Regions from separate parts of the Mus musculus genome. Here all the other regions are linked to region 1. A link is a loop called in an ENCODE intact Hi-C map of the cell type or tissue named here. Cell type or tissue: left cerebral cortex. All regions are shown on one strand. Region 1 has its middle 3.9 kb from the start of Ier5l. Region 2 overlaps LOC115489511 (a long non-coding RNA gene). Region 3 has its middle 2.0 kb from the start of Gm39783. Region 4 overlaps Gm14488 (a long non-coding RNA gene). Region 5 overlaps 9330198N18Rik (a long non-coding RNA gene). Region 6 overlaps 1700001O22Rik (RIKEN cDNA 1700001O22 gene). Region 7 overlaps Cstad (CSA-conditional, T cell activation-dependent protein).

Region 1 (4,000 bases):
CCTCTCTGGGGGCGGCCTCCAAAGTTCTCAAAATGAGAAGGCAGAAATGAAAACACTTCAACTTTTTTTTCTTTTCTTGCCGGGTTGGGCGTCTAGAACCCCTCCTCTCCCCGCCCCTCTGGCTCCGTCCTCCTCCCCCTCCTCCACCCGCCTCGCGGACTCGGGCGGGGGGGGGGGGGGGCACCCTGACACTCTCAGCACAGTTGGGAAAGGGGTGGAGGGCGAGCAGGGCGAACTACATTTCCCATCATGCCCAGCACTGCGGTCCTCACTAAACAAAAAAGGAAGTCGATTCCTTCACCTGGATCCCCGGGGGAGGGAGGGGCCCGGACCGCCGACTGAGCTGGAGACTTTTCGCTTAGCTCCTGGTCAGCTCTAGTGATTGTGCGCGCTTCTAAGTTACCTTGTGCTTTAGCCTTCGGTCCCATCTCATGAAACCAGCATTGTTCCAGCCTGTGAGAACCCTGTCTCCGTCCTCAGCGCGATAGATTTTGTTTAATTTAAAAGCCTTTTGTTGTGAGAAGGTGAGGTTCGCTTAGTGCCCCTCTGGGTCTCTGCCATCAACACCCCGAGGACTCCAAAACAAGTTGCCAACCTTGCCTTCCCGGCCCTTCTTCCTCCTGTATTTTTGTGCATAATGAATTGTATCTCACCGGGTAAAACTGTTCAGGTTATTTGTTTAAATTTATAATCTTAATAAAAAGTCAATTGTAGAGTGTATGGTGGTTCCTTTGCTTTCACATGGGCTTAGAGGTGAGAAAATCTAAACACACACACACACACACACACACACGCAAGCAAACACCAGCTTTCCAGGGCCATGGTGGAAACCCATGGATACCCCCATATCCGCAGGGCCAGGGTTGGAATTGTGTGTGTGTGTGTGTGTGTGTGTGTGTGTGTGTGTGTGTGTGCTGGGGATGGAGCTAGGGTTGGGAGTCAGTATGTGTGCGTTCTGGGGATGGAGGCCGGTGCTACAAGGTCTTCTCCATAAGCCCTCCTCACCAGCGGGTCTTGCCCCCTTGGGAACCCGCTGCCCAGCAGGAAGCTGAGCCAGCCTCCAACATATTTCCATGCACCACCAGGGTTGCAAGGGCCTAGTTGGCCCCTACTTTCTGTAGCAGGGAGACTTCTGGGCCACCCACACTCCCTGACCTGATCCTCAGACCGCGCACATCAGCACGTCTCAAGCAAGCAACTTGGGGAAGTTTTTTCCTTTCCTTTTTCTTTCTTTCTTCCTTTCCTTTCCTTTCCTTTCCTTTCCTTTCTTTTCTTTTCTTTCTTTCTTCCTTTCTTTCTTTCTTCTTATTTTTTTTTTAAAGTTGAGTTTGTTATCACTGCTCAGTGCCACTTGGTGGTGTGCTGGCGGCGTCTCCCTCCTCGTGCCCCTCCCCTCTCCTTTTCTGCTCCCTCCCGCCCGCCTCTCTCTTCTGTGGATGGAGCAGGAAGGCTCCAGGCGCGCGCTCCCCTCTGACCACCTACGGAATGACCTCAGAGTGGGAGAATGTGCCAAGGCACCGAAGGAAGCTCGGGTTCTTCCCACTGGAACCAAATTCACATCTGGAGCCGCGGCTCCGGCCCCAGGGCACACGGGTGGTTCCAACCTTGCTAAGGGGATAGGAAAAAAGAACTGGGGAGGCGTGGAGGGCAGTGGGGTAAGATAAATCGGCAGCCTTTGCTGTTTTAGGGTAGCGTCTCTCGCAATGTCTCTCGTCTCTGGCTGCCTCCCTAAAGATCTCTCGCAATGTCTCTCGTCTCTGGCTGCCTCCCTAAAGATCTCTCGCTCTCACTGGCTAGCCCCCTTGCTTCCCTTCTCTGCGCCAAAGCTCTCAGCCACCGGCCAGGCGATTCACGCCGCCCCACCCCATAAGCCTCGCTGGGTGAAAGGAGGCGCTGTCGCCCAGCGTCCCAAGTCCAGACGAGAGGCGGATGTTATTCACTCTCAGGGGGCCTCTCGGCTCTGGATCTCGCTGTCGCGCGTGGCGAAGTTCTTGGGGACACTCCAAAACGTGGGGGTTGGGGAGGCCGCGGAGGTCGGCGATCTAGGTTGGGTAAGAGGGATGCTCTGGAGGTGTGAGTTACCGGGAGAAAAGACACCTTCACCTCACCCACACACCCAAAGACTTGCTCTTGGCCTCCCACGGGAAGAGACTGGAGCTAAAGAGGGGGTGCATCTTAACCCCCTTCCCATATCCCCCTACAAGTCTAAGGAAATAGCTGTTGGATGCAGTTTTGAGTCAATCCAAGTCAGTTGCCACGGCTCCCCCTAGCGCCAATTGGAAGGCGCTGCAGAATGTGCGGATGGGAGTGGGCGAGGCGCAGCCGGGGGCGGGCGGGCTGCTGGGAGAGGCAACACACGCACCGGCGCACCCGCGCACGGGCGGCCTAACATCGCATCCCCACCCAGCCCTGGTCTGAGAGAGACCCTGAGCGTGGAGCTCTCCCACTCCAGGTCTGCGTGGAGAAGGGCACATGGTCGGACGCCTTTGTTGGGAGCGTGGAGCTGGTAACAGCGAAACTCCCAGTGAGGGGCTTGGGACCTTCGCGTCTATCCTTGGGACTCGTGTAGGGAAGACGTGTGTGTGTGTGTGTGTGTGTGTGTGTGTGTGTGTGTGTGTGTGTGTGTGTGTGTGTGTGTGTGTGTGTTGGGGGGGGGGGTCGGTGTTTGGGTGCGAAATAGAAGCTCTGAGATCAGCAAGACTACAGACTAGGGTTCTCTCCTTCCCTATCCGCGCAGGTTTTCTGAGCTCAGGACATATTGGGTACATTGGGATCTAGTGAAATTGGGAGTTGAGGGGATGAGCTCAGGGAGCTGCACAAGAGAGGACCCCCAGCCCCGCTTCTGTCTTCAGGGCCTAGGTACCCTGCGCAATAATACAAAGGGTTGAGAAACTGCTCTACAGAGGACACAGACATCCCCCCTGAAATAAACAACAGCCCAGATACTAAGGCTGGGCACCATACTGAGGACCACACCCGTCCTCCCACTGCCTGGGACACATGAATCTCCAAGCATCCTCCTCTCCTTATCCCCTTCACAGCCCCTGGATTCCTTTGCAGCATACAACGTGGCAGCCCACAACTCCCCGGGAGAGACTGATGCTCCACAGGCATAACACCCCAGAAACACTGGGGGGAAGAGGTGGGACTGTCTAGCCATGAGAGTCCTAGGCATGGGGTCACTGGCGTGGAGCCGCCAGGTCCCTTCCAGCAAGACCAAGGATGAAGAGACTGGGGCTCCGCATGGTTGACAGAAGGTGCCATCCAGAAAACAGAGGCTCAGCCCCTGGTCATCCCCAGCTAATCGACTCTCCGCCAGCATAAAACATACATCCCAAGGCAGGCTGCCTCTGATGCTGAGGAAGGGCTAAGCCAGTCTCTAGCTGTGCTTGGAGCTAGATATGACAGCTATAGAGCCTCACAAAGCTTTGAGCTGCCCTCTGGAGAAGACTGGGGCTGGGGTTGCTCCGAACTCCCGAGAGGGCCACTGTGCAGAGAAACAGGATGCACACCAAGTGCTGCGTCTTACTGGCTCTGTCCACTGGACGCACATCTACAAAGTGTGCGCTGGTTGCCCCGGGAAAGCTCTCTCAATACCACCAAAGCAATAAATAGCCAGAACAGCAAATACCTCTGTGGATTACTAATTTCAACTTCCCAGCTACCCTTAGAGGTGGATCCAGCCTTTTGGAAATGAGAACATACATCCAAGGTCACAGCATTTGGGAGCCAGCCTCTCTACCTGTTGGAGCTCCCAGCCTGGTGGGGAGGTATTTGTAGCCTTATGATTGACTGGAGCTGGCAGCTGATCTGGATGTGGCTTAAATGGCCAGATTGAGAATTCACAATTGAATGTATACTAGGCTACAGCATCTAGTCGTGTCTGAGCTGACTGGCTGGAAGCACACGTTCAATGCTTCCTTCTGCAGGGTATAGGACAAAGGCAGAGAAGATGGAGTGGTGTCTGTGATTCACCCTACCCAGGATTCTCCCATTCCTC
Region 2 (4,000 bases), 220 kb before region 1:
CCCAGAACTCATCTCCACTCCTCCTCGGCATGCTGCCCTGGGGTTGGTGCCAGCACCAGGCCTGTCACCCACAGGCCCTGGGGACCTGCCAGCCGCCTGTTTACCAGACACGCCAGCCCCCAGTCACAGCCGGGCCTCGGAGAAGGGAGTGGGGGAGGGATGACAGATGGCGGAGGTGCCTTTCTAACCAGAGTCGGAGACAGTTGAGGAACAAGAGAAAGCCCTCAACCCCAGAATCCCCCAGTCCCCACTATGTACAGGAACACAGGAACACCCTGGCCAACCTCAGATCAAAATGGCTCCAGACCTAATAGCCTGTCATTTGTACTGACAGCTCAATCACCCTTGTGGCAGCTTCCTGAGGGAAGAGGTCTCCAGCAAGCAGCAGGAGACCCACCATCTGAGTAGAACTTCTGGGGTGCTCAAAATAGGTCAGGATCAAAGACTAGGAGAAGGCAGGCACCCCCAGAGCCTGCCTGATGGGGTGGAGTTTTTCTTGATTGTTTCCTTTATGTCTAGGGGTAGACCCAGGGCCTTGCACCCTGAGCTACAGCACCACCAGACAACTGTGTTTCACCTCTTGCTCTGCCTCATAAGGGCCTCCAGTCCCTCTCCTGCCTTCAAGCAACTGCAACATCTTCCAAAGTTCTGGCCTCAACTTCTGAGGTCTAACCGGATGGCACCAGGGTCTGCACTGCAGTCCCCAGAAGGCCAGGATGGGCCTGGAACCCACTTTGGTTTTCTTGGGGGTCCAGTGCTCATGGTCTTGTGTACTCCCCTTGTATGTGTGCAGCAGTCAGAACAACCTCAGGGGTTGGTCCTTGCCTTCCGGCTGGGACTGATGAAACACTACGGATGAAAACCAAGTTGAGGGGGAAAGGGTTCCACGTCCGTGACTTCTGCTTCCACGTCCTTAGTTTGTCCTGGAAGGAAGTCAGGACAGAAACTCAAACAGGGCAGGCACCCAGGGCAGGAGCTGAAGCAGAAGCCTTGAAGGAGTGCTGCTTACTGGCTTGCTGGGCGTGGCTTGCTCTCTTAGGAAACCCAGGACCACCAGCCCAGGGTTGGCTCCACCCACACATGTGCCCAGCCCGCCCACATCAATCACCAAATAAGGAAATTCTCTTCTGGCTTGCTGCCAGAGTGTCAAGTTGACATAAAACTAGCCAGGGCTGTGGTGGCACACGCCTTTAATCCCAGTACTCAGGAGGCAGAGGCAGGCGGATTTCTGATTTCGAGGCCAGCCTGGTCTATAGAGTGAATTCCAGGACAGCCAGGGCTACACAGAGAAACCCTGTCTCTAAAAACAAAACGAAACACAACACACTAGCCAGCTCACCTTCCACGTGTTTTGAGACGGGGTCTTGCTCCCTGCAGCGAATGCCCAGGCTGGTCAGTCCTTGAACCTCCTGGGCTCCTCGCCACTTCCCATCTCTCTAAAGAATACTGAGATTATAGATGCGCTACTACTGTGTGGGCTCTGGGGGTTCAAAATCCTCATGCCTTGGCCCTGCATGGCAAGCACTTGCCCCCTAAATCATCTCCCTCCCTCCCCTCCCCTGTTGAGAAGGGGATTCCCAGGCTAGCCTCCCTCTCGATGGCGGCTAGCTAAGGACGCCTTTGAACTTCTCTCTCCTTCTTCTACTTCCCAGAGTGATAGGACTGAGGCCTGTGCCACCCAACCAGTTTATCCAAGTCTGGAGACCCAGCTCAGGGCTTCATGCGTGCTAGGCAAGCCCTGAGCCCGGTAGGGATGATCAGCCCGGTGGGGATGAGTCCTTCTCCAGTCCCTTAATCCACTTTTGACTTTAGAGACAGCCTCCTAGCTCCAGCCTGAATGAACCAGGCTATTCCCACACGTGGGTGTTCTCTGCTGGATTGTGCTGTGAGCACAATTCCCAGGAAATGTTTCCAGGAACTGTACAGCAGGGCCTTGTGGGCACAGGAAAGAGGAAGCTAATCACAGGACAGGATGCAGCAGGGTGGGGCTTGGAGGGCGTGGTGTTGCCAGGTCATGGTGATGAGGACACACAGGGGCTGTGTGTGTGCGCGTGAGGACACACACACACGCGCACGCACACACACACACACACACGCACACGTGCATGCACAAGAGTGTGGAGGGAGGGGACACCTTCTCTTGTCCTCCACCTTAGTTTTGAGACCAGATCTTTCACTGAACCCAGTGCTCACCAGTTGGCCAGACTGACCGACAGAGCCCAGGGATGGACCTGCCTCCCTCCCTGCCACAGTTGGGGACTGTGTGTGGCCACACACAGCTTTTTAAAATGTGACTCTAGGGTTCCAAACTCAAGTCAGTCTACTTATTAACAACAGGGCCCTTACCAACTGAGCCATCTCCTCGGCCTCAGTCAGGGGTTCCTGAGGGTCAGAACTCTGTGTGTGTGTGTGTGTGTGTGTGTGGTGTAGTGTGTACATGTGTGGTGTGTGTGTACAGTTTGTGTATGTGTGGAATGTATGTGGTATATGTACGTGTAAGGGGTGTATGTGTACTGTGTATCTAGTTTGTGAGTGGGGGTATGTGTGGGAAGGATGTGGTTGTAGGGTGTGTGTATGTGTAGTGTAGGTGTGTGTAGTGTATGTGTGGTGTGTAGTTTGTGTGTGTGGGATATGCATGGGATGTATGTGGTATGTAATATGTGTGTGGTGTGTGGGCATGTGTGTAGTGTGTATATATGTGTGGTGTGTGTCTAGTTTGTGTGTGGGGGCATGTGTGGGATATATGTGGTAGGTAGTTGTGTGTGTGTGTGTGTGATATGTGTGAGTATAGTGTATATGTGTGTGGTGTGTAGTGTGTGCGTAGTGTGGAATGTATGTGGTGTGTGTGAAGGGTGTATTGTAGTGTGTGTGGTGTGTGTATAGTTTGTGTGTGGAGGTATGTGTGGGATATATGTGGTGTGTAGTGTGTATAGTATGTGTGTATAGTGTGTATGTGTAGTATGTGTGTATAGTGTGTATGTGTAGTATGTGTGTGTGTGTGTGTAGTATGTGTGTATAGTGTGTATGTGTAGTATGTGTATGTATAGTATGTGTGTGTGTGTGTGTGTGTGTGTGTGTGTGTGTGTGTAGTATGTGTGTGTATGTATAATGTGTGTGTCTGTTGTGTCCGGCCAGCAGATCACAGCCTGGGTTCTAGCCTGGAAAGGCATTTTGGAAACCTGGAAGAGAAGAAGGGCTAGGCAACGAGAGAAAGAGATGCAGCTAAGACAGGCATTCTGATCAAAGCTCAAATTTACTGTTCTGCACGCAGTTATGAAGCAGGGGAAGGGGCCCGATTCCCACCAAATAATCTCAGAGTCCAGTAGCAGGGTGACCACGAGTATGGCTCCAAGCAGCAAAGCAGCAGGTTCCAGCAGTGGGCGTGGCAGAACGATTGATCGGGAAGCTCCACCCCTGAGCAAGCAGGTTTCAGGCTGGGGGAGGGGAGACTACATGTGTCCACATGCTATTGCCCTTTGTAGACACACCAGGAAGCTGAGACCCAGATGACCTCTTCCAGGTCCCATCATGACAAACAAAGCTACCATTTTCTGAGTGTGGTCTTCACTGGCGATCAGGGTCACCCCCATGTACAGATTCCTCCTTCCATCTTTCTTCCCACCTTCTCTGCTCTCATTTACCCAGTTCCCACCTAGGCATTCACCTCAGCATCCAGTCGTCCAACCAGCCATTTACCCACCTCCTCAAGACCTCAATTCACTATCTCCAGACACACCCACCCACCTACCATCTACCTTCCTATCTGCCCACCCATCCATCCATCCAGTCCCCATCCATCTACCCAGGTGTCCACCCACTCGCCACTCACCCAGCCATCCTCTCCCACCTTTTACCTGTCCACTTATGTTTCCACCCACCCTTCATCCACACATTCTGATTTTATTTCACAGCCATTCTGAGCCTTGTTCCCGTAGTTTGGAACATGCTTTGATGAGTGAGATGCCAATCCTGGGCCCTGCTGGACAACACCACCTTCTCT
Region 3 (4,000 bases), 300 kb before region 1:
CCCCGGCCGGGCCCGGGGGGCGGGGCCTCCCGGCACTCCTCGGCATCCCCCTACTCCCGCTCACCCCGCGGTCCACTGGCGCTCAGTTGACCGCCCTGTCCTCCTCAGCAGGCCTGCCACTGCCGAGGGCTGGGCAGCTGGGCGCCTGGGAAAGTTTGAGCATCCTCTGAGCCGCAGGCTGCTCGGCTGTATACTGGGGCTGGGGTCGTTCCTGAATCTTGATCCTGGGAGAAGACTGTCCTGCTGAGGCATCCCTGCCAGGCAGCTGTGGGAACGTTTATACAATTTATTTTATCGTTTGCATTTATTTACGTAGTGTATGGGGGTGGCACATGTGTGTCCCAGTGGAGGTCAGAGGACAACTAGTGGGAGTGGGTTATCTCCTTCCACACAGCTGGTCCTGGGGATAGAACTCGTGTTGTTGGGGTATGTGGCAAGCTCCTCTATCCGATGAGCTGTGTGACCTGTCCTGGGCGTTTAAACATTTTATACAAAGCAACGATTTTTTAAATTTTTATTTATTTTTATTGTATGTATATGAGTACACTGTAGCTGTGTTCAGACACACCAGAAGGGGGCATCAGATCCCATTACAGATGGTTGTGAGCCACCACCTGGTTGCTGGGAATTGAACTTAGGACCTCTGGAAGAGCAGTCAGTGCTCTTAACCGCTGAGCCGTCTCTCCAGCCCAAAAGCAACGATTCTTGCCAGAGGTTTCCAAAGATGAGACACCCTACCTTTAAGATGAGAAAACCAAGGCAGCAAAGGCAGACAGACAGATGAATATACAAGTGAACAGTGGCCTCAACACTCGGGTGCCTGGTCAAGACACAGGCTGGGGAGTGACTGGGTTGGAGTGGCCTGGCTTCTCAGGGCAGAGCCTGGGACAGTCAGTCTGGGCCCCTTAGCCATGCTGAGCAGTGCCTCCAGCTTCAGACAGGAGGGAAAGAAAGGGAGACAGCATCTTGCTCCCACTTCTGTTCTCAGCACCCAGCTAGGAGAGGAGGGAGGCACCAGCCTGGAGGAAGGGACCTAAGTTCTAATCTTGACCCTGGAGTCACAGGCTCTCCACCATTCCCCAGGCCTTCTGCACTTTTATGTAGAGGAGGGTGGACCTGTGTCTCCTGGGGCTCTTTGGGGGTACTGTGCTCATCTCCCAGCCATGGGTGCATGGGGGAGGGCAGAGGGTGGTAGAATTAAAACAAGTCTTTCTATGTAGCCCAGGCTAGCTTGACACTTGAGCCTCCTGCCTCTGCTTCCTGAATATGAGGATGCAGGTGTGCATCGGCCTGCCAGCACTGCATATTTTCATGCAACAGCTACTACGCACAAGCAGGAGCTGTTGGTCCTGGGTATCGTGGGTCCCCTGAGAACAGGACAGCCTGTGTTCTCCCTCCAGGCAAGAAGAAGGTTAACTCTGCTGTTACACTACTTATATCGCCATGGTGAGTTCAGGGGGCTGAAGGATAGCACCAAATTGGGGTCAGAGACCAGTCCCAAGGGAATACTAAGGCCAATTTGAATAGGAACATGGAACTGTGTAGCTTAGAACTACTGGGAAAAAAGCCACTGTTAGGGATGGGCAAATGCTGCCCAGAAGCAGGCAGGAAGGACCATAGGCTTGGCATCTGTCATGGCTGGGGTAACTCAGGGTGTATGGGAGGAGTCTGAACAGCCGGAAGGGCAACAAGGTTCAGCCCACCTCCTCTTTGGGTGTCTGTGTTGTTTTAGCCTATGGGCTTGGCCTGCAGGGAGCCTGTGTTGGGGGGGCAGGTGGCCCCATGTGGTCTCCCTGAGCCTCAGTTTCTTATTCTGAGCTCAGCCCTGGGTTCGAATCTTCCTCGACAAGCCCTAGGACCTGGGTGTAACTATATCAAATGGGCAGGTCTGGGGATACAGCTCAGCTGGTAGACTGCCCCCCGTGGTGTGGGAGATTCCCTGGGTCCCACCTCCAGGGCAACAGGAACTGGAGGGTGTTGTCTGTCTCCCAGCACTTGGGAGGCAGAGAAGCAGGGGCATGGAGAATTTAAGGCTATCCTCACCTACATAGCCAGCTTCCAGCCAGACAAGGCCAGAAGCAATCCTCCTCCAAAACAAACCAACAATCAACCAAGTGGTTGCTACAGTGCCACCATGAGGTTCGGTTGGGTTTGCCAGCCACTCTGAGTCCTGACTGAGGTATGACTTCCTCTTTCTTCTCTCCCGTATCTTTCTTTTAGACGATGGCTAGAGCCTTGGCACTGCCATTTCCCTGGTCCTTTCTCTTTTCCATTCTTTCTCATCGCCACTGTGTGGGTCCTTGGAGGTGGCTGACCTCCATGCAGGCTCCGAAGGCACGAGATTTCTCTCTCCTTCGTTGGCCTTGTCTTAGGAGCTGCTGAGGTTGGCAGGCTGTCTTTCTTTCTTTGATTTTCTGAAACAGGGAATTCACTATGTAGATGAGGCTGTCCTGAAGCTCACATAGATCCACCTGCCTCTGCTTCCTGGTACTGAGATTAAAGATATGTGCCACTAAACCTGGCTACGATGGTTCTTTTGAATTCTGATAAAATTGTCCAGGAACATCAAAACAAAGCCACACTGTTGTGATAAATATTACTTTGGGGGGTTTACCCCCACTTTGGACCATATAGTTCCCAAATAAAAGACACAAAACTCTTTAGATTTATCATAAGCCTTAAAACACTAGAACTGGGCAGATACCAATTCTCTGTGCTATTTTGTCTACTTTCCTATTAATGCGCCCGAGATAACACCATGTTCAGCCCGGGCCACTCCCACTCCGACAGGCTGGCCCTCCTTCCTTGCTATGGTGCTCCCTGCCTGAGATCCCAAGTCTGGTACCTCACGCTATGTCTACCTTTTTTCTGCCCAGCATCAGACCAACCCACTACACAAAACAGACAAACAGAATCTGGAGGGATGATTTAGCAGTGGAGAGCATGCACATAACCTGTTCCCAGCTCTGATACCAAGTGTATTATAACCATGGGTGACTCCTGTTCCTAGGGCTCTGGTGTTCCTCTCCTGGCCTCCACAGGCACCTGCACTCACTCCTTCATATCCACACAGGCACAACTGCTGCAGATAAAACAATTAAGTCTCAGCTGGGCAGTGGTGGCGCACAGCTTTAACCCCAGCACTTGGGAGACAGAGGCAGAGGCAGGCAGATTTCTGAGTTCGAGGCCAGCCTGGTCTACAAGTGAGTTTCTTGACAGCCAGGGCTACAAAGAGAAACCCTGTCTCGAAACAAAACAAAAACAATTAGGTCTTTAATTCTCTATTAGCAAAACTAAAACCCCACCAAGTCAGTCAATCAAGCTGAAAGTGGGCTGGGTCTAAGGGCAGGTCAGCTCTCCCCTGCCCTCCCAACTTTCCCACAATGGGGGCGTAGGGGGTTACAGAGCCAGTTGGTCCTCAGGATCTGAACTCCTTTGGGACAGGAGAGGTGTCAGTCACTCTGCTGGCCACAGCAACCCTGGCCTGCTGCCAAAGAGAAAGAAAGCTAGAGGGTGGGGGTGAGAGGAATGTGGGGTGAAGGGGGTTGCTGTTCTGTCTCCCCTCTGGGACCTGGAAACCTGGAGAGTGTGAAGAAGTAGGGAGTGTGTGTCTGTCCTGGCTGGCTGGTGGGGCAGACTGAATGATAGGAAGCCGCTTCCCTGCTTTGTGGAGACTGATGCTCCCTAGCTTAGGACAGGTGGCGATTTAGTTCCCAGTTGGGAGATTGCAGAATCCCACAGATGACTGCCTGGGGCAACCTTCTGTGGGGATGCAAGAGTTCTCAATATTCCGCACAGCAAATGTCTGTGCTGAGAAGCAGGGTGTATCTCTGTGACTCGGGGGGCCAGGGTCTGTGCTCGTGGGGCGCATTCAGAGGAGGGGGAACATGCATGCTCCAGTATGTATCAGTAGACGTGTGAAGGACACATATGTCTCTGCAGGTGTAATGGGTAAGTGTTTGTGACATGACAGAACCTGCTGTGGGTCTACAAGTTCGCG
Region 4 (4,000 bases), 250 kb before region 1:
TCTCCTCTCCTCTCCTCTCCTCTCCTCTCCTCTCCTCTCCTCTCCTCTCTCTCCTCTCCTCTCCTTGTTCTCGCCTCTCCTCTCCTCTTTTTCTCTCCTCTCCTCTCTTTTCCTCGTCTTCTCTGAGTCCTCCCTGGGCCTCCTTCCTTTCTTCTTCCTGGGTTAAAAATAATCAACTTTCTGGGAAGCGGCAGTTCCCGCTGAGCCGCCCTCCCCACACACGGGAGCCCCTGAGAATAGCTTTCTGCGGCTCTCCACTGAACCCCTCCCTCCCTCCTCCCTCCTTCCCTCCGCCCCCTCCCCGCCGGCTGACTAATAAGCCGGGCAGCCGGCTCTGCCAGCTCGCTGCAAGGGCGTTAACTGCTTCGTGCCCGGGTGGCGTTCAGCATATAGCGACAACAGGAGGGTTGTAGGGCACCAGGCCACACGGAGCCGGAGCTCTGGGCCCGTAGTAGACGTTTAACTAACCCAGCTCTGCTAGGCCGAGTGGTTTGGTGAACTTTGTCATCTAACTACCGCTGCGAGCCTGCTGCTGCTGCGGCTGTTGTGTGGCTAGCTAGTTCCTAGCTTAGGAGGAAGGGGTCAGTGGGATCAGTCAGGAGAGGCACCCAAGGGTCGGGACCACGTGAAGGGTGTGACTGGCCTAGTGACTCCTTGGCCCCGGATTCTGGGAACCATTGCGACGGGGCAGAGGTCAAAGGCAAGGCAAGGCTGCCTGCTGCTCTGGGGATCCATGCAGGTACCCCACTGGGAGGGACTTTGACAATTAAGAAATTACATCTAGGGAAACTGAGGTCCAGGGGGTGTTATTCAGGCTAGGATGCATCTGAACATCTGCAGCAGTGCGTGAGGCTCAGTGCTGCAGGGGGCTGATGATCCCAGTCCCTCAAGGTTGGAAGAAGAGCCGGGATATCAAGGTCAAAGGTGAGGGGTTGCTAAGGAGAGCAGAAAGTCAGAAGGAGCAGAGGGGTCCACTCAAGCCCCACCCACTCTGCGCGTCCTGGCATTACCTCATCACCAAGCATGCCCATTGGCTGGCTCTCCTGGAGGCCGGCCCAATGCGGCGGAGCGCATTAACCCGTTCCTCCCAGCAAGCTGCGCTCTGCCCACACCACCCACCTCTGTGTCCCCCACGTAGCCTGCAGAGCCTGAGAGTTGAGAGGACCGGGGAATAGGTGAAGGAGGTGCAGTCCTACGGCCGCATAGTCCCATGGGTGCTGTGTAACTGGGACATCCCTGTCCTGTTCTGGGCTGTGTGACCTTGGACAGACTGCTGCACCTCGCTGAGCCTCGGTTTGTTTTTCTCAGCTGTAAAAAGAAGTGAATGATGTAACTCACGCCCTTCCTAATCCCTGCCATGTGCTTGACAAATGCGGGGCACACGTGGGCTCTGCGTCCCACGGTGCGCCTGAGTGAGCACAAGTGGTACCATTGGGAAGATGGGGTTTCGGGAGAGCAAACGGCTCAAGGTTACCCCGCCATCTCAGGGCTGCCTTTCTTACAGGCTTCTTCTGCTCTTCAGGGAAGTGTTGCTTCCCGCAGTAGAGGTGGAATTGTGCCCAGCTGCTCAGACCCCAGCAAACCCCCTGTAGTTGACCAGTGACAGAGGAGAGCCTTGTGGTCTCCAGGAATATAAGCTGGGACTGAACCCCCAATGGCAGAGGACCCCTGGGGCAAGCACAAAGAAAGGACTACTGGGAAGGACTGAAGCATAGCAAAGGGTTAGTCAGCTACTGGTCCAGAAGGCTGCTTCTCTGGACTTTGGAAATATGCAGAGACCCACAGGCCTGCCTGAGTGTTTACAAATTATAAATCAGGCTAGCAAGCAGCTAAATCAAATCCCTTCCCTCCACCCTGACAAATCCACCTTCCTTAGGAAAGATACAGGCCTCCAAGGCTGGGTTTGTATTTCTAGCTCCCGGGTTTTTCTGGTGCCCAGAAGGGAGCACACGGTGGCTAGCTTCCTCCCAGGATCCTCAGCTCTATCTACCACCTCTGCTTGTCCTCCGCGGGCTGTGCACACTCAGGACCGAGTGGGCACTGCAGGCTGAGAGTCAGCTGGGGCCACGCCCCTACAGACAGCCATCTGCTGGTCACCTGAGTGCTGAGAGTGCCCACGAGGCAGTTTAGACAACCCTCGGGGCCTCTGAGACCCGAGCTCCGGGGCTCCGACCACGCTGGTCTCTGAACCACCAGTCTTAAGTGGAGAGGTCCTGCCAAGCGCCCTGGGCTGCAAGTGCAGCTGGGGTGGTCTTCGCTGGAGCCAGGGGCTGCTCTCTTGGAATTTCCTTCTGCCCTTTGCTTCTGGCCACACCCACTCTAGCTAGATCGCCACCCCTAAGCCATTGCGGACTCTTCCCAAAGTTCCCGTTCCCACTGCTTCGGCCTGTGCTGTGCGCACCTACCCCTCTCTGCCCCCTCCCAGAGCTCCTCTCCCACATTCCCTGCCCACCTGGTATCCCTCCCTAAAGCCAGCCATGCAAATCTTCCTGGAACTCAGACCAGGCTGCTGCTTCCTTCAGCAACAGAACTGGCTTCCATGTTGAGTTCCCTGCCACAACGTGCCCCACTGATGGCCAGCTTCCCCTGGATGCCACCTTTTTGTCTCATCCCCCTGTGGCTCTGGGCTCCAGCCATTGGCCCCAGCTCTGATTAGGTAGGGCACATTCTGTTCCTTTCTGCGCTGGGTCTTTGCACTCTCCACTTGCTTGGCTTGGAGTCCTGTTTTCTGCCCCTCACCTCCTGGGGGTGGGGCGTCCCTGATCCCCACCCCCACTCCCAGCCCAGCAGAAATCACACAGCAGGAGCTGGTTATCTGCGGAGTATCCGGTGGCCAGCTAGCTTCCCCCCGTGGCCAGTGTGCAGCAGGAAAGCTGCCCGGCAGCCAAGCTTGCAGCTGCTCCTCTGGGTCTCAGCAGAATGCCCAGCATCATGGAGGACCACTGGGTGCTGGAGGGGATCTCTGGATCTCAGCAGGCCCCTGGGCTCTCTAGTCTTCATCAGCACTGCCTCCCGCACAGCCCCCTTTATAAAGGGACCTCATGTTTCCATTCTCCAGGACAAGGACACTACGCACAAAGGTTCTTTGACACAAAAGGCGAGTCACAGACCCAGATCAGAACCCAGGTGGTCCACCTCCCTCCTTCTAGCTACAGACCGAGGGGGCAATATCTTGCTGTGGGTCTTTGGGCAAATGTCTCAACCTCTCTAGTGGAAGCTTTGCTTTGTATAGGACTGGCCAGAAGGGTGGGTGATCATTTGAGATTCTTCCCAGTTAACATGGGGCTGGGGGTGCTGTGATTTGTGACCTTCAGACAGTTCCTCTGATGGCCTGACCTGCAGCTAGCACCTACCTCCAATCATTCTCCCAGGCTTCTCTATGAAGTGCACCCTGCTTCACTGCCAAGGAGACAAGGCAGGGAAGCCTGGTGGTTAGAACACCCAGCTTCAGGGTGGGCCAAGTGCAGATCCTGCCACCTCCTTAGCATAGCAGTGTGGCTTCAAAGGGTCGCTGTCCACCAGGCTCTTCATCTGTCACAACTCATTGAGCCCTGGGTGCTTCCTGGGTTGTGAGGACAACGCCAGCACTTGGCTGTCATGTCAGAATGGACACAAGGGCTTTGGTCCACCTGCCTGTGTTCTCAGCTTATCAGTCAAGTTAACCACGTGGTTGAAGAATGTCATCTCCACTCAGACGAGTTCCCCAAATCCAACTGAGAAGTTGGACCTGAGTACCTGGTCAGACCACCAAACTGTCCTGCCTTTCTGTCTCAGGTCTAGCCTGAGCAGCTATCACTCTGTCACAGGTCTAGCCTGAGCTGCTTTCACTTTGTCACAGGTCCCGCCTGTGTTGGTGTTAGCCTACCAAATCCAGGACTTGCCTTGGCTATCAGGTCCTGAGGTTCAGAGATACAAAGCTAAAGGTTTGGGGGGGCGCCGAGGCTAGTTATTCTGGGGTGAGGTGGGTAGGAATTGGAGCAGGGTTCTTGGTTTCCCATGC
Region 5 (4,000 bases), 170 kb before region 1:
GGACAGCAGTGGCTGAGCCCACCCCCAAACTGGTACTCCTGGGAGAAACCCCACCCTGAATCCCAGGGTTCGGAGGCAGAGTGGTCAGTTCAGCAGGCTGCCATAGAGCACTTCACTTGGGCTGTCTCGTTTCCACCCCAAGGCAGCCCCACAAAGAAGGCAAGGTCAGTGCTCACTGTACCCACAGCACGGAAGATCCTAGGCCTTGTTAAGAGGAGGGCTTGGGCCAGAGCCAAGTCTGCCTCTGATGCTGAATTGCCTGGAAGAGATCAGAAGAAACCATTCCAGCTAGGCAGGCGTGAGCTAGCGAGCTTGGGAGTGAGATGCCTTGCTTTGTTTTATTTATTTATTTGTTTTGGGTTTTGTTGTGTTATTTTTTGTTGCTTTTTTTGTTTGTTTTGTTTTGGTTTTGTTGGTTTTTGCTTTTGTTTTTTTGCTCTTTTGGGTTTTTGTTTGTTTGTTTGCTTGTTTTTGACAAACTCACCTTGGCTGGTCTGGAGCTGGCTATGTAAATCAGGTTGACCTCAAACTCACAAGAGATCCACCTGCCTCTGCCTCCAGAGTGCTGGGATTAAAGGTGTGCGCCACCACTGCATCCAGGTTGGTTTTTTTGTTTGGTTTGGTTTTCTGGTTTTCGAGACAAGGTTTCTCTGTATAGCTCTGGTTGTCCTGGAACTCACTTTGTAGAGCCTCGAACTCAGAAATCCACCTGCCTCTGCCTCCCAAGTGCTGGGATTAAAGGCGTGCGCCACCACTGCCCAGCACAGGTTGGGTTTTGAGGGATGAACAAGAGTTCCTTCCCAGAGATCAAACAAGAAAAGCCTTGTTGCAGGCAGAGGGGAACAGACCCTGAGTCACAGAGATGACAAATCTTTGCTGAAGGTCTAACCTACAGCCAGTAGCTACAACAGGACAGAGACGGGAACCTCCAGGAGCTCTGGAGGCAGAGCTGAGGTCTCAGCAGCCCACCCAGCATTTGTGGCCTCTGGAGCCTAGTCCCTTGCTCTGAAGAGAGCGTATATGAATGCAGATTCCTAGGCCCCACTCTCCTCAGGTGGGTTCCATTTTAACCATACAGAGAAAGCTGCGGATTCCTCTGTGGGTGTCAGCCAGAGTCCAGGGCAGGGGATGTGGGGGCCAGACACATGGGTTTGCAAGCAGTGAGAGGGCATGGAGATGTGGGGGTGGGGTGGGGGTGGGGATAGGAGACTGTGTCAGCTGTCAGCAGAGGCCATGTTTTGTGGGGGAGGGGAAGACTGGCCTCATGATAATGGGGTGAGTTGAGTGAGACACCCCCCTTGTAGCCAGGGGTCCAGGACTTGGAGGGAGGCCTGAGCTCTGGGGTGGACTCCATAGAAGAAGTCTTTTCCCCCTCTGACTGGCAAGACAGCCAGGTCATCTCAAGATGAAGCAAACAAAATGAGAATCTGAGTCCTGCTGCTGCCAGCTCATGGGTGGGGACAGTGGCAAAAGTGGAGGTAGTTAAACGCTTGGGAGAGTGTGAGCACTGTGAATGGGGAGGTGGGAGCCTGGCAAAGTGTCATACCCATGATGCCAGCGCTGGGCAGGCTGAGGCCGGAGGGTTGCCACTAGTTTTAGGTCAGGCCGATCTATGTAGACTCTGACAACAAAAGATATACTTCTCAGTCCTCAGAGCTGTGTGTGTGGTAGACATAGGTCTAGTTCTGAGAGCATATGGAAGATTCTAGAAGGCTCATACTCATACTTTCCTGATCATTTGGGACTCAGTTACATAATCTGAGAGGGCAGACAGAGAGAGGTAGGCTGTGAGGGATGGCATGGCTGCAGTCAGAAGCTGAATGGGCTCCATGTTGAACCATGTAAGGGTGGGAGAGGCTCTGAAGCGGGAGCCATAGCCTGAGCAGTGTGGTGGAGAAGCAGAGGGACAAGAAATGGGCTGGCTGGGCTGCAGAAGTCACAGGAAATAGGGGTCTCCACACCCATTGCAGACAGAGCCCTCCACCAGGCTGGTGCCCTCCTGGTGTAACTAACGCAGCTGCAGTAGGGAGCACTCTGGGGAGCACCACCAGAGTACACCATTTGCCTGGTGAGGTCTCACTTCTGGGAGGGCTTCATGAATCTCTAAGAGCCTCTAAGTGTCCCAGAGGCCCTAGAATCATGAGAGAAAGGGATTCATTCCCCATCCCCACTTCAGCAGAGGACACATAGTCAGTAAGAGCAGCACGGCAGTCCATGTGGCCTGACTGTGCCCGCCCCTCTCTGTCCCTGGTGGCCATCTTGAGCACAGATCCTGCTCCTCCTGTATGTGACCCTGAACACATTATTTTTATTTCTGTGGGTGTTTGTTTGTTTCTTTCTTTTTCAAGGCTTTCTCTGTGTAGCCCTGGCTGTCCTGGAGCTCACTTTGTAGACCAATCTGACCTGGAACTCAGAGATCTGCCTGCCTCTCCCTCCCTAGTGCTGGGAGTTGTCTCCAGTTATTCCTAAGGGCCTTTTCCATGGCTACTGGGTGTGAAGTCTGGCCTCTTGCTTAGGCAGTAAGCATTTGTACACTGAGGAGTCTCTCCAGCTACAACAATCTTTCTTTTGTTCCTTATCATTCTCCTTTTGAGGCAGGGTCTTGCTATGTAGCCATGGCTATCTAGGAACTTACTATGTAGACCAGGCTGGCCTCAAACTCAGAGATCCCTCTGCCTCTGCCTCTGCCTCTGCCTCTGCCTCTGCCTCTGCCTCTGCCTCTGCCTCTGCGCCTCTCTGCCTCTCTGCCTCTCTGCCTCTCTGCCTCTCTGCCTCTGCCTCTCTGCCTCTGCCTCTCTGCTTCTGCGCCTCTGCCTCTGCCTCTCTGCCTCTCTGCCTCTCTGCCTCTCTCTCTGCCTCTCTGCCTCTGCCTCTGCCTCTCTGCCTCTGTGCCTCTGCCTCTGCCTCTGCGCCTCTGCCTCTGCCTCTCTGCCTCTCTGCCTCTCTGCCTCTCTGCCTCTCTGCCTCTCTGCCTCTCTGCCTCTCTCTCTGCCTCTCTGCCTCTGCCTCTGCCTCTGTGCCTCTGTGCCTCTGCCTCTGCCTCTGCCTCTCTGCCTCTCTGCCTCTCTGCCTCTCTGCCTCTCTGCCTCTCTGCCTCTCTGCCTCTCTGCCTCTCTGCCTCTCTGCCTCTCTGCCTCTCTGCCTCTCTGCCTCTCTGCGCCTCTGCCTCTCTGCCTCTCTGCGCCTCTGCCTCTGCGCCTCTGCGCCTCTGCGCCTCTGCGCCTCTGCGCCTCTGCCTCTGCCTCTGCCTCTGCCTCTGCCTCTGCCTCTGCCTCTGCCTCTGCCTCTGCCTCTCTGCCTCTGCCTCTGCCTCTGCCTCTGCCTCTGCCTCTGCCTCTGCCTCTGCCTCTGCCTCTGCCTCTGCCTCTGCCTCTGCCTCTGCCTCTGCCTCTGCAAGTGCTAGGATTAAAGGCGTGTGCCACCACTGCCTGGCTCACCACGTTCATCTTAAGCCCTGGCATTCTTACCCATTCTGAGTTGATACCCTCGCCAGAGGCAAAAAGGAAAACCCTCCAAGAACTTACTGATCTCTTTTAGGTGTTATAAGGCAAGGGTGGGACACTGTGGCTCTCACGCCCCCTCTCCAAAGACTCTGGGTAGCTGAGGGACAGCTGCAGAAGATTCCGGCTGGAGTTTCACATGTGCGAGTCACCAGGCTCCTCCATCAGGGAGAGCTGACAGCAGAGGACAGGCTGTTGTCTGCTTGCCTGAGTAGTCTGTACCTCTGCATCACCGAGAGTCATTTTTTACATAAAACCCAAGGCTCAGGTGGAGGTGACTGGCTTTTTAAAAAACATCATTTCAAAAGATAACAGAGTTTGGGAGACAGTTCAGTGTCCCTGACCCCCACGTAGAAAGCTCTCTGGGGTTCACTGGCCAGCCAGTCCAGCCAAGAGAGACACATCTGGAGAGTGACTTGAAGCACACTAGTGTCAGTCTCTGGCACTAGTGTGCGTGTGTGCATGTGTGCGTGTGTGTGTGTGTGTGTGTGTGTGTGTGT
Region 6 (4,000 bases), 320 kb before region 1:
GGGAGGTAGTTTTAAAACCCAGGACTTCTCTGGAGGCAACCGTCAGGCACTGGGGAGCCTGTGGTTGCCATGGAGACAGGGCTCTGTCTAGCCTTGCCAGCCAGAGGAAGGAGAGAGGGTGGGGGCGTGTTAGTATGCCCCTCCCTGGGGGCGGGGACAGGGAACTCACTCTGCTCTCTCTCTTTCTCTCTCTCTTCTAGTCCGGCAGAATATCTTTCCGAGTGAGCAGACGGCTTTGCCAGCTGTATCTGTGTCAGAACGGGTGCTCGGGAGTGTTGGGAGATGGTTGGACAGTCTGCCCAGAGCCCTTTATCCCAGGGTCCAAGACACTGTGGCCGGCTCCTCATTCTGGACCTGCCCCCGCGTGTGAGGCTCTGTGGGTAGAGGAAGCAGAAGGGTTGTGGTCTAGGTCCTCCAGCTACAAACTGTACGTGGGTCTGGAACTCAGGGCCAAAAAGCTATAGGCCCCCCTCTCCCCATCAGGTCAGCTCAGGAACCTCAGCTCTACCTTTCTGAGGACTCCTCCGTGAGCAGCCACCTACCCTTCATCTCCAGGGCCACCATCCCAAGGCCACGGGGAGGCCTCAGAACCTTCCTGGACACCCCTAACAATGTGGATCAGGTGGGCAAATGGCCCCATCCCTGGAACCAGAAGCTGGTGAGCAGCCCAGGGCGGGCAGCCCGCCAGCAGAAGCACCAGCCCTCAGTGACTCTGTAGGGGACCCTCTCTGTTGAGTCACCATGGGGTTTATGGCTTGGATTTGTGTGGCCTGGCCTCCTCAGCGTGGAGCCAAGGGGGAGGAGGCCCTTGAGCCAGGCTAGTGAGTGGGTGGGCTGTGCTTCAGCCTAGGACAGCTGTAATGTGGAGCCACCTGCCCCCCCACCCCCGCCTGCCCCTGCTCCCTGTCTCCTCCCTGGGGTCCCCTCAGCAGTGCCATGCCAGGCATCTTTCTCCCTCTAGGAATCCTTTCTGCCCAGTTTGGTGCTGCAGTCTGTCCTGAAGCAAGGCCGCCCTAAGGGCTACCAGCTGCTCCTGCCGTCCACCACAAACCGGCAGCAGGCTCACAGGTGAATGCCTGCCAGAGCTCCCCCCAGCTCAGGAGTGTACCCATGCCAGGCAATGAAGAGAGTGCTTCTTCACCCCACAAATAAACACACCTCCCAGGTGGCTGGGATGGATCACTAGGTCTCCCAGTAAAAGCCACTCTAGGTGCCTGATTGGGGACCACTTGGGGTTCCTGGGTAAGGGAGATTGGGGTGGGCTCACAGCTGGGATGAAGCTGATGACAGCTGGATATTGGGGGTGGGGAGTCAGGGCACCCCAGGGGCTCAGCTTGTCCCAGGGAATGCTTGTGCAAGGGGTGGACCACTCACGACACAACCTCAACCTAAATCAACCCGTGCCTGAAGCAGAGCCTCAGCCATAACCTCAGCCTAGGAGAGTGGATAAACAACTTCTTGTCTTTAGCGCCAGAGTTTTTCTCTGTCCACCTTTTAGTACATGATATGGGTATCCAGACCCCAGCCCAGGAAAAAGATTCCTGTGTATGGGTAATCCTTAGTTCTCTTACCTGCTCCGGTGTTCAAATCCACATGGGGAAGTGGCCTGAGTCACCGTGGCAGGCCTCCTAGAATTTATCTACTGTATTAACATAGATACTGCCTTACACCTGGGTGTCCCCCATTACTCCATGTCCGAACCCCTGGGGGAACCCCTCCTTCTTTGGAGTTTCACTTTGTTCTTGCGCTCTGGCCAGGTCTTTATCGCCACCTGCTGGCCCTTGAAGAAACGTCTCGGACTCGGTGCGGAGTGGAGTGTAACGGGGAGGACGGAATGCTAAAGCTGGGGGTTTGGGTTGGACTGGGCCGGTCATTTTAGGGACCAGATGGGCTGGGGATGATGAAGGGCTGACCCGGCATGCGACGCGATGCATCAACGTCATCAGCGCTGGGCTGGAACGGGGCTCGGTCCCTTTCTGAGCTTTCAGGCTGTGACCCAAGACGTGGAATCCCTGTTTCTCTGGAGTGCTGCGCGCCGTGCGTGCCGGGTCTGCCTGTTTCCCCGGCCGCCTGCAGCGCCGCACCGCACCGCGCGGGGGCAGTGTTGGCCTGGCTTTGCGCCGCGAAACTTCAGCTCTCGGCCGGTATCGTTGTCAGAAACTTTCCCCTAGGCAGTGCTCACTGTGATGGGTTTGGCGCGTCCCACTGTGGGAATCCAGTCTCCAACCTGCAACCCTGAGACCTGGCCTTCACGGAGAGTCTGGGAACACACAGAGCAGACCACGCAAGGAGAAAAACTTGGACGTTGAAGTAGAACACACACTGCATACCACATACACCATAGAGATCCCACACATAGAACACCTCAGGCACAGAAACAGGACACGAGGAGACATACTTGCACGTGCTCAAATGCGCGCGTGCACACACACATACACCACAGAGACCCCACACACAGGATAGCACATACACAGCCACCACCTGGAGATCCCACACACAGGGAGAACACACAGACACACCATACCACACTAATAGAGACCCCACACACATAGAAAACCATACTACAGATGTTCACAACAGATACTGCCCAGGTACATAACACATAGTAAACATACTATATATATATATATATATATATATATATATATATATACACCATGTACAGACCCCACACATGGAGAGGCACATACTACACACACACATACACAGAAGACAACACATACCACATAGTCCATATTTATGGAGACACACCACAGATATGCATGGACACGGAGAGACACACATGTGACACATACACATGGAAAAACACAGATACAAAGAGCTACCCACAAACATACCACATAAACAGACAGCACATTGACACATATGACCATACAGATGGCAAACAGACATCATCCCACATGGAGGAGACGAGCGTGCACACACACACAGAGCCCATTACACACACAGAGATAACACACTTCAGAACATGTGTTGCACATTGAAGCATGGACCTCTGGAGTACCGGGTCCCAGAGAACTTGTGGTGCACGCCTTTAATCCCAGCATTCGGGAGGCAGAGGCAGGCGGATTTCTGAGTTCCAGGCCAGCCTGGTCTACAAAGTGAGCTCCAGGACAGCCAGGGCTATACAGAGAAACCCTGTCTCAAAAAACCAAAAAACAAAAACAAAAAAAAAAAAACAAAAAAAACCCCCAGAGAACTCCCAAGGTGGTATCTGCCTGCAGCCACAACATCGACGTTCATGTGACGCCTGAACTTAGGTGACCAAGAAGGCTCTGGGAATGCTGAGGCTGGGGAAAGACCCCTTTCCGGTGACCTCGGTCCTGGGTTTTTTTGTCTCTCAGAGTGGTCCCATTCTCCTTCCCAGAGTCCACACTGAACGTTTTTGTCTGGATGGTTGAGCAGGGTCTCATAGGGAGCTTTGGCTGATCTGTGACTTGTTTTGTAGACCTGGAACTCAGAGACCTGCCTGCCTTGCCCACCTCAGGGTTAGGATTAAAGTGACTGCCTCAGGCACAGGGGAGCTAGGGGAAAATCCTAGCTCTGGGTCTGTTCCCAGTAGCATAGCGGGTATCTTATCTGTGAGTTGTGTGCTTTGGGGTCAGTCTGTTCCTCTCCCCTTGTGAGGCCTTCCCATCTCTCTCATCTCCCTGATCACCATCACAGACTATGTCCCTTGGGCCAAGTCGAGTGGAGAAGGGGAACTAGGCTTATTGGGGTGACAGATGGGGGGTGTCTCCTATCCAGACAGGAAGCCCTGTCCCTTTCTCTGGAATGTCCCCTGCCATGTAAACCTCTGTAACCTGTACCCAGGAGGTGGCTCATTAGCCCTAGAAGTGAGGGGTGGTTGTGTATGCTGTACCGCGTGTGAGGAGCTGGGTCCAGTTCCCACAATGTGGCCCTGGAGAGACGGCTCAGTGTTTAGCTGCTCTCACAGAGATTCTGGGATTGGTTTCTAGCATCCGCACCTGGCTGACCTTGAACTTAGAGAGATCCTCCT
Region 7 (4,000 bases), 140 kb before region 1:
AATGTATCCTCTTCACATCCTCGCCAACACTTGTTGTTCTCTTTCTCTTGACTGTGGCCATCTTGACATGTGAGAAGTGATACCTCCTGGCTGGTTTACATTTTAAAAATTGTGTGTGTGTATGTGTGTGTGTAGGGGTGTGTATGCATACCTGCCACTGTGTGCATGAGCAGGTCAGAGGACAACTTTCTGAAGTTCGTTCTGTCCCTCAGTCTTTTCATAGGTTCCTGGGATGGAACTCAGGTTGTTGGCAAATGCTTTTATCTGCTGAGCCATCTTCCTAACCTCTTAGCTCATTTTTGTTTGTTTTGAGACAGTTCCCCTGTAGTCCAGCTGGTCTTGAACTCTCTCTCTCCATCGCTAAGGCTGACCTTGAACTTGAAAGGCAGGCCACTGGCTGTACCAACTCATGATGGCTCTCAGTGAAACTATGTGGTGAGCCAGGTCACCCAAGAGATGCTCCTGAAAGCCATGGAGACAGGCACAGGATTGCCTGAGTAGCTGGGAGAGCCTTCCAGTACAGAATTCCCCAGGCAGATATCTGGCCACACCCCAACTCCTTAACGTACATCCTCTGTGCTTCACAGGATCTCTTCCTTGTGAGCCTCCGTTATGGCTCAGCTGAGCTCCGAACTCCAAGCAAGTCTGAAGCAGAGGAGGCAGGCCCCACCTGGGACAGGGAGATGCGTTCTCAGCTGCTGTCATGGCCACAGGCACACGACCTGACCCTGTGGTACACTGACGCAGAGGCACACACCATTCTGACACAAGCGTGCCCATGGCCATGCACAGAAACACACAGACCACTCTCCCAGCCTGTCAGGCTGATCAGGAGACACAGAATAACAACACAGAGCCACCATGCAAGCACGCACACACCCTGCAATGTGTACGTTCCACCCTGACACAAGGGTGCTGATGGACAGGGTCACACCCCAGGGACACAGCAGCACACTCACAACACAATGGCACATAAGCACACACATGATTGCATGCATAGCACACACATGCACATGCTACTCAAACAGGTACATCCTGTGCACTGTGCACACACACACGCGCGCGCGCGCACACACACACGCACACACACATATGCACACACGGTGACACAATCCTCTAGGCATCCTATGCTCAGAGCCTTCTCTTCCCAGGCTCTGGTTCGCAGCTCTGAGAACCCAGATTTAGCTTTATGTGACACTTGAGAAACAGGGAGTCCAGTCTTAGAATGACATAATTTGGCAGGTAAGGACTGACTGGGGAGAGGAGAGAAAGGTTAAGAGGTTTGTGTGGGGTGAGGCTGGCCAGAGTCACACACAAGCACACATGCCCCAACATACCCTGGTTGAGAACAAACTCTCAGAGCAACCTGGGAAAGGACTGTGAAGGTCAAAGACAAGACACACAGAGCCACAACACCCCACCCACTTGCTTCACTACCCCCTTCCCAGTGAAAGGCTCTGTCTGGGCCTCAGTTTCCTAATCTGCACAATGAGTGGGATCCAGACCCACCTCACAGGTTAGCATGGACTAGCTGATGCTATTCCCATACAGTCACAGCCCCCAAAGCTGGGGCTTTGGGGGAGCTTCCTTGCTGGGAGGCATCTGTTCACTCAGGCTCACATCATCATGCAGGCTCCAGACTAGCTTCCCCTGGGGAACCGGACATCTACCTCCCAGTGTGGTTCTGGTCCCCACTGGACCCCAAACCCAGTAAACAATTTTGCATATATTTAAATCTCCTCTGTGGGCTCCCAGGCTCCACCCCGCTCTCAAAGGAGAGAAAGAAATGACAAAGGCATCATTTGTCTCCGTCGAGCACCCCATCTATCAGGGTCGCCGAGCCCGTCGCCTCGAATGAGGCGCGCACCCGGGAAGGCCGCTTTAATGGGCTCCGCGTGTGACTGCAGCCGGGCGGTGCAGGGCCGGCATTTGCATACATATTAAACGGAGCAGTAAAAAATGCAGACATGCAAACCATTTGGACGGCTCCTCGCACACAGCCTGCCAGGAAATCAATCTTTGGGTTTCTTAAAGGAAACCTGCTCCAGAGAAGGTGGGGACGCCGCGCAGCCCAGGACTGAGGGGTGGGGGGAATGCCAGTCAGTGTTCTGTCTGTCTGTCCACTGGGCTTTCCCAGCCCCAAGGAAGCAGGGGCAGTGAAGGGAGCCCTGTACATCCTGCTATATGCCCTCTGCCGGGAGGCTCTGCTTCTGTGAGAGCTGGGAGTGCTCGCTCCATCTTTGTGACTAGGGTGGTTGAGTTGTGCTGAGCCACAAGCCCAAGGCGACCCAAGCACTGGGGTCTCTGGAGGGTCTCTTCAAGCTGTGTGACCTTAGGAGAGTCATTAACCTTTCTGTTTTCTAAGCAAGTAGTGTAATACGCCTCCCCTACAGTGTGATGTTTGATTAGAGTAGACCAAACGTATAAAACACTTGCACCCAACTGGAGTCTGGTGGCTCGTACCTGTGCCTTTAATCCCAGCACTAGGAAGGCAGAGGCAGGAGGATCCCTTGTCTATAGAGTGAGGGCCAAATGAAAACTGACCGCAGGAGAAATGTATGAGAGGCCGCTGAGCTACACATCCTTTTTTTGTCGACAGAGTCAAGTCTCTCTTTCCTACCTCCGGACCTACACAGGGCTTTGACTCTCAAGGGAACTTCCACCTCAGCACTAGAGGGCTTGTGACCCAAAAGACAGGTCAGCTGTGCGTTTCTGCAGGGATGTGGGCACCTGAGCAGACACATCCCCCAACTCCATCCACCCCTATCCCTGCCCCCCCCCCCCCCCCCCCCGCCACTCGCCAGAAGAGGAAAGTGGTCTAGCATTTCTGGCAGTGCCAGCACCCACCTCCTGGAGTCCACTGTGCAGATAAGGAAACTCAGGCTGGGCTGGAGGTGCGAAGGCTAGTGAGCCTCAAAGTACTGGAGATGGAGTTGGGCTGTTGACAGAGGGGCGGCCCCTCCCCCGAAGTGTAGGAGGACTCTCACCAGAAGAGCCATGAGGCTAGGAGAAAGAAATGAGCCTGAGGCCCATTGGCCTGCGGGTGAATATTTGGTACCTAACAAGATCTTGGCTGGAAAGAAATACCAGAGGAAGGGAGGAAAGAAAAAACCAGAAACTTCCTAAGTTAGCCCGACTGGCCTCCCTTGCTTCCCCTCACTGTCCCAGAGGCAAGGAACAGGGTGCTAGGCGATTCTCCACACCTTCAAGGGAAGGAAATTGGGACGGTTAGCCCAGCGGGAGCCTCCCTGCTCCTGAGAACCTGGGCTGTGTAGAGATTATCCTGTGGAGGCTCTGAGCATCCTGGCAGGGGACGGTGACCTCTGCGCACCGACGTGGGTAGCAGCCCGGAGCCAAGAGAACCAACAAGGCCCTGCCCACGGCTGTGGCCCCGCAACACCTAGGTGGGCTGTGCCTATTCTGCTGGGGTGGCCTCTGCCTCCCTTAGAAGCCTAAACTTTGGAGCCTCAAAAGCCCGAGGTGGAGGCAGTGAGGAGAGCTGATGGGGGGGATGGGTGTGGGGGGTCGAAGTTACTGGAACCCTGGGGCTATTGCTCAACCTGGGGGAGCCCGGCCTTAAGGCCTGCCGGCCCCCACTGTATTGCCCCCCTACTCCGGTCCTCCTTCCCTCCCGGCTCCGCATAACAAACATTCTTCTCCAACCAACCCCTGCAGCAGCAGCCGGGAAAGGGGGGAACTACCGCAGACAGCAGGCGGCCGCCAGAAACGCTTAACCCCTTCGCTCCCAGCCGCTGGAGCCCATGGCCCCGGGGAGGGAAGTCGTAGCTGCCAGGGGCCTTCCCAGGCTCTGGTGACCCGGTCAGGTGACTGACCTGGATCAACAAGTCGTCAATCTGTCTGCCAGAAACTCACTCAAAAGTTTCCAGAGCTGGCCCTGGGCGGTGTAGTAGAGGGGGTGCGGGGACCCACCGCACTTCCCCAATTATAGTGCTCTGCCTGAACTGGTGGAAGTGGTTCCCACTAAGTTCGGAGGGCTTCC

What was found. A loop is a pair of places that touch in the nucleus more often than their neighbours do. Peaks named below come from ENCODE experiments on the same cell type or tissue, not always from the same donor. Only the 100,000 strongest peaks of a DNase experiment are listed, where the experiment ranks them.
Region 2: a loop joins it to region 1, with 2.9 times the contacts of the local background. A loop is called at or near these places in 3 of 42 quality-filtered maps.
Region 3: a loop joins it to region 1, with 2.6 times the contacts of the local background. A loop is called at or near these places in 5 of 42 quality-filtered maps.
Region 4: a loop joins it to region 1, with 8 times the contacts of the local background. A loop is called at or near these places in 17 of 42 quality-filtered maps.
Region 5: it touches region 1 in a loop (3-fold over the local background); 9 of 42 quality-filtered maps call a loop at or near these places.
Region 6: it touches region 1 in a loop (5-fold over the local background); 26 of 42 quality-filtered maps call a loop at or near these places.
Region 7: it touches region 1 in a loop (4-fold over the local background); 14 of 42 quality-filtered maps call a loop at or near these places.

Annotation. Positions count from the first base shown.
Region 1 is chr2:30,468,250-30,472,249 of GRCm38, reverse strand. No RefSeq gene overlaps it. Among named protein-coding and RNA genes, the nearest start is that of Ier5l, 3.9 kb to the left of the region's middle. In left cerebral cortex, CTCF peaks have their summits at 1,322 and 2,268; DNase peaks (open chromatin) are centred at 243, 1,471, 2,253 and 2,897; H3K4me3 peaks cover 1,949 bases; H3K27ac peaks cover 3,119 bases.
Region 2 is chr2:30,688,449-30,692,448 of GRCm38, reverse strand. LOC115489511 (a long non-coding RNA gene) reads right to left here. Exons shown (of 3, transcript XR_003954019.1): 2 at 3,855-4,000; 3 at 3,406-3,434. Among named protein-coding and RNA genes, the nearest start is that of Gm14486, 12 kb to the right of the region's middle. In left cerebral cortex, no CTCF peak of the experiment used is centred here; DNase peaks (open chromatin) are centred at 84, 1,088 and 1,884; H3K27ac peaks cover 2,361 bases.
Region 3 is chr2:30,767,534-30,771,533 of GRCm38, reverse strand. No RefSeq gene overlaps it. Among named protein-coding and RNA genes, the nearest start is that of Gm39783, 2.0 kb to the left of the region's middle. In left cerebral cortex, CTCF peaks have their summits at 567 (motif pointing right) and 2,131; a DNase peak (open chromatin) is centred at 2,150; H3K4me3 peaks cover 328 bases; H3K27ac peaks cover 879 bases.
Region 4 is chr2:30,715,521-30,719,520 of GRCm38, reverse strand. The region is part of intron 2 of Gm14488 (a long non-coding RNA gene); the gene reads left to right. Among named protein-coding and RNA genes, the nearest start is that of Gm14488, 3.7 kb to the left of the region's middle. In left cerebral cortex, CTCF peaks have their summits at 1,096 and 2,011; DNase peaks (open chromatin) are centred at 1,301, 1,889, 2,492, 2,857 and 2 more places; H3K4me3 peaks cover 781 bases; H3K27ac peaks cover 4,000 bases.
Region 5 is chr2:30,643,233-30,647,232 of GRCm38, reverse strand. The region is part of intron 2 of 9330198N18Rik (a long non-coding RNA gene); the gene reads right to left. Among named protein-coding and RNA genes, the nearest start is that of Gm32316, 11 kb to the left of the region's middle. RefSeq lists an enhancer at 1-1,002. In left cerebral cortex, a CTCF peak has its summit at 2,246; DNase peaks (open chromatin) are centred at 224, 1,555 and 3,644; H3K27ac peaks cover 667 bases.
Region 6 is chr2:30,792,767-30,796,766 of GRCm38, reverse strand. It overlaps 1700001O22Rik (RIKEN cDNA 1700001O22 gene), which reads left to right. Exons shown (of 7, transcript NM_198000.3): 5 at 201-366; 6 at 484-622; 7 at 962-1,204. The coding sequence ends at 1,072. Among named protein-coding and RNA genes, the nearest start is that of 1700001O22Rik, 7.0 kb to the left of the region's middle. In left cerebral cortex, CTCF peaks have their summits at 1,813 (motif pointing left) and 2,045; DNase peaks (open chromatin) are centred at 114, 1,803 and 2,076; H3K4me3 peaks cover 577 bases; H3K27ac peaks cover 1,397 bases.
Region 7 is chr2:30,604,830-30,608,829 of GRCm38, reverse strand. Cstad (CSA-conditional, T cell activation-dependent protein) reads right to left here. Exons shown (of 2, transcript NM_030137.2): 2 at 1-670. The coding sequence ends at 361. Among named protein-coding and RNA genes, the nearest start is that of Cstad, 12 kb to the right of the region's middle. In left cerebral cortex, no CTCF peak of the experiment used is centred here; a DNase peak (open chromatin) is centred at 2,034; H3K27ac peaks cover 386 bases.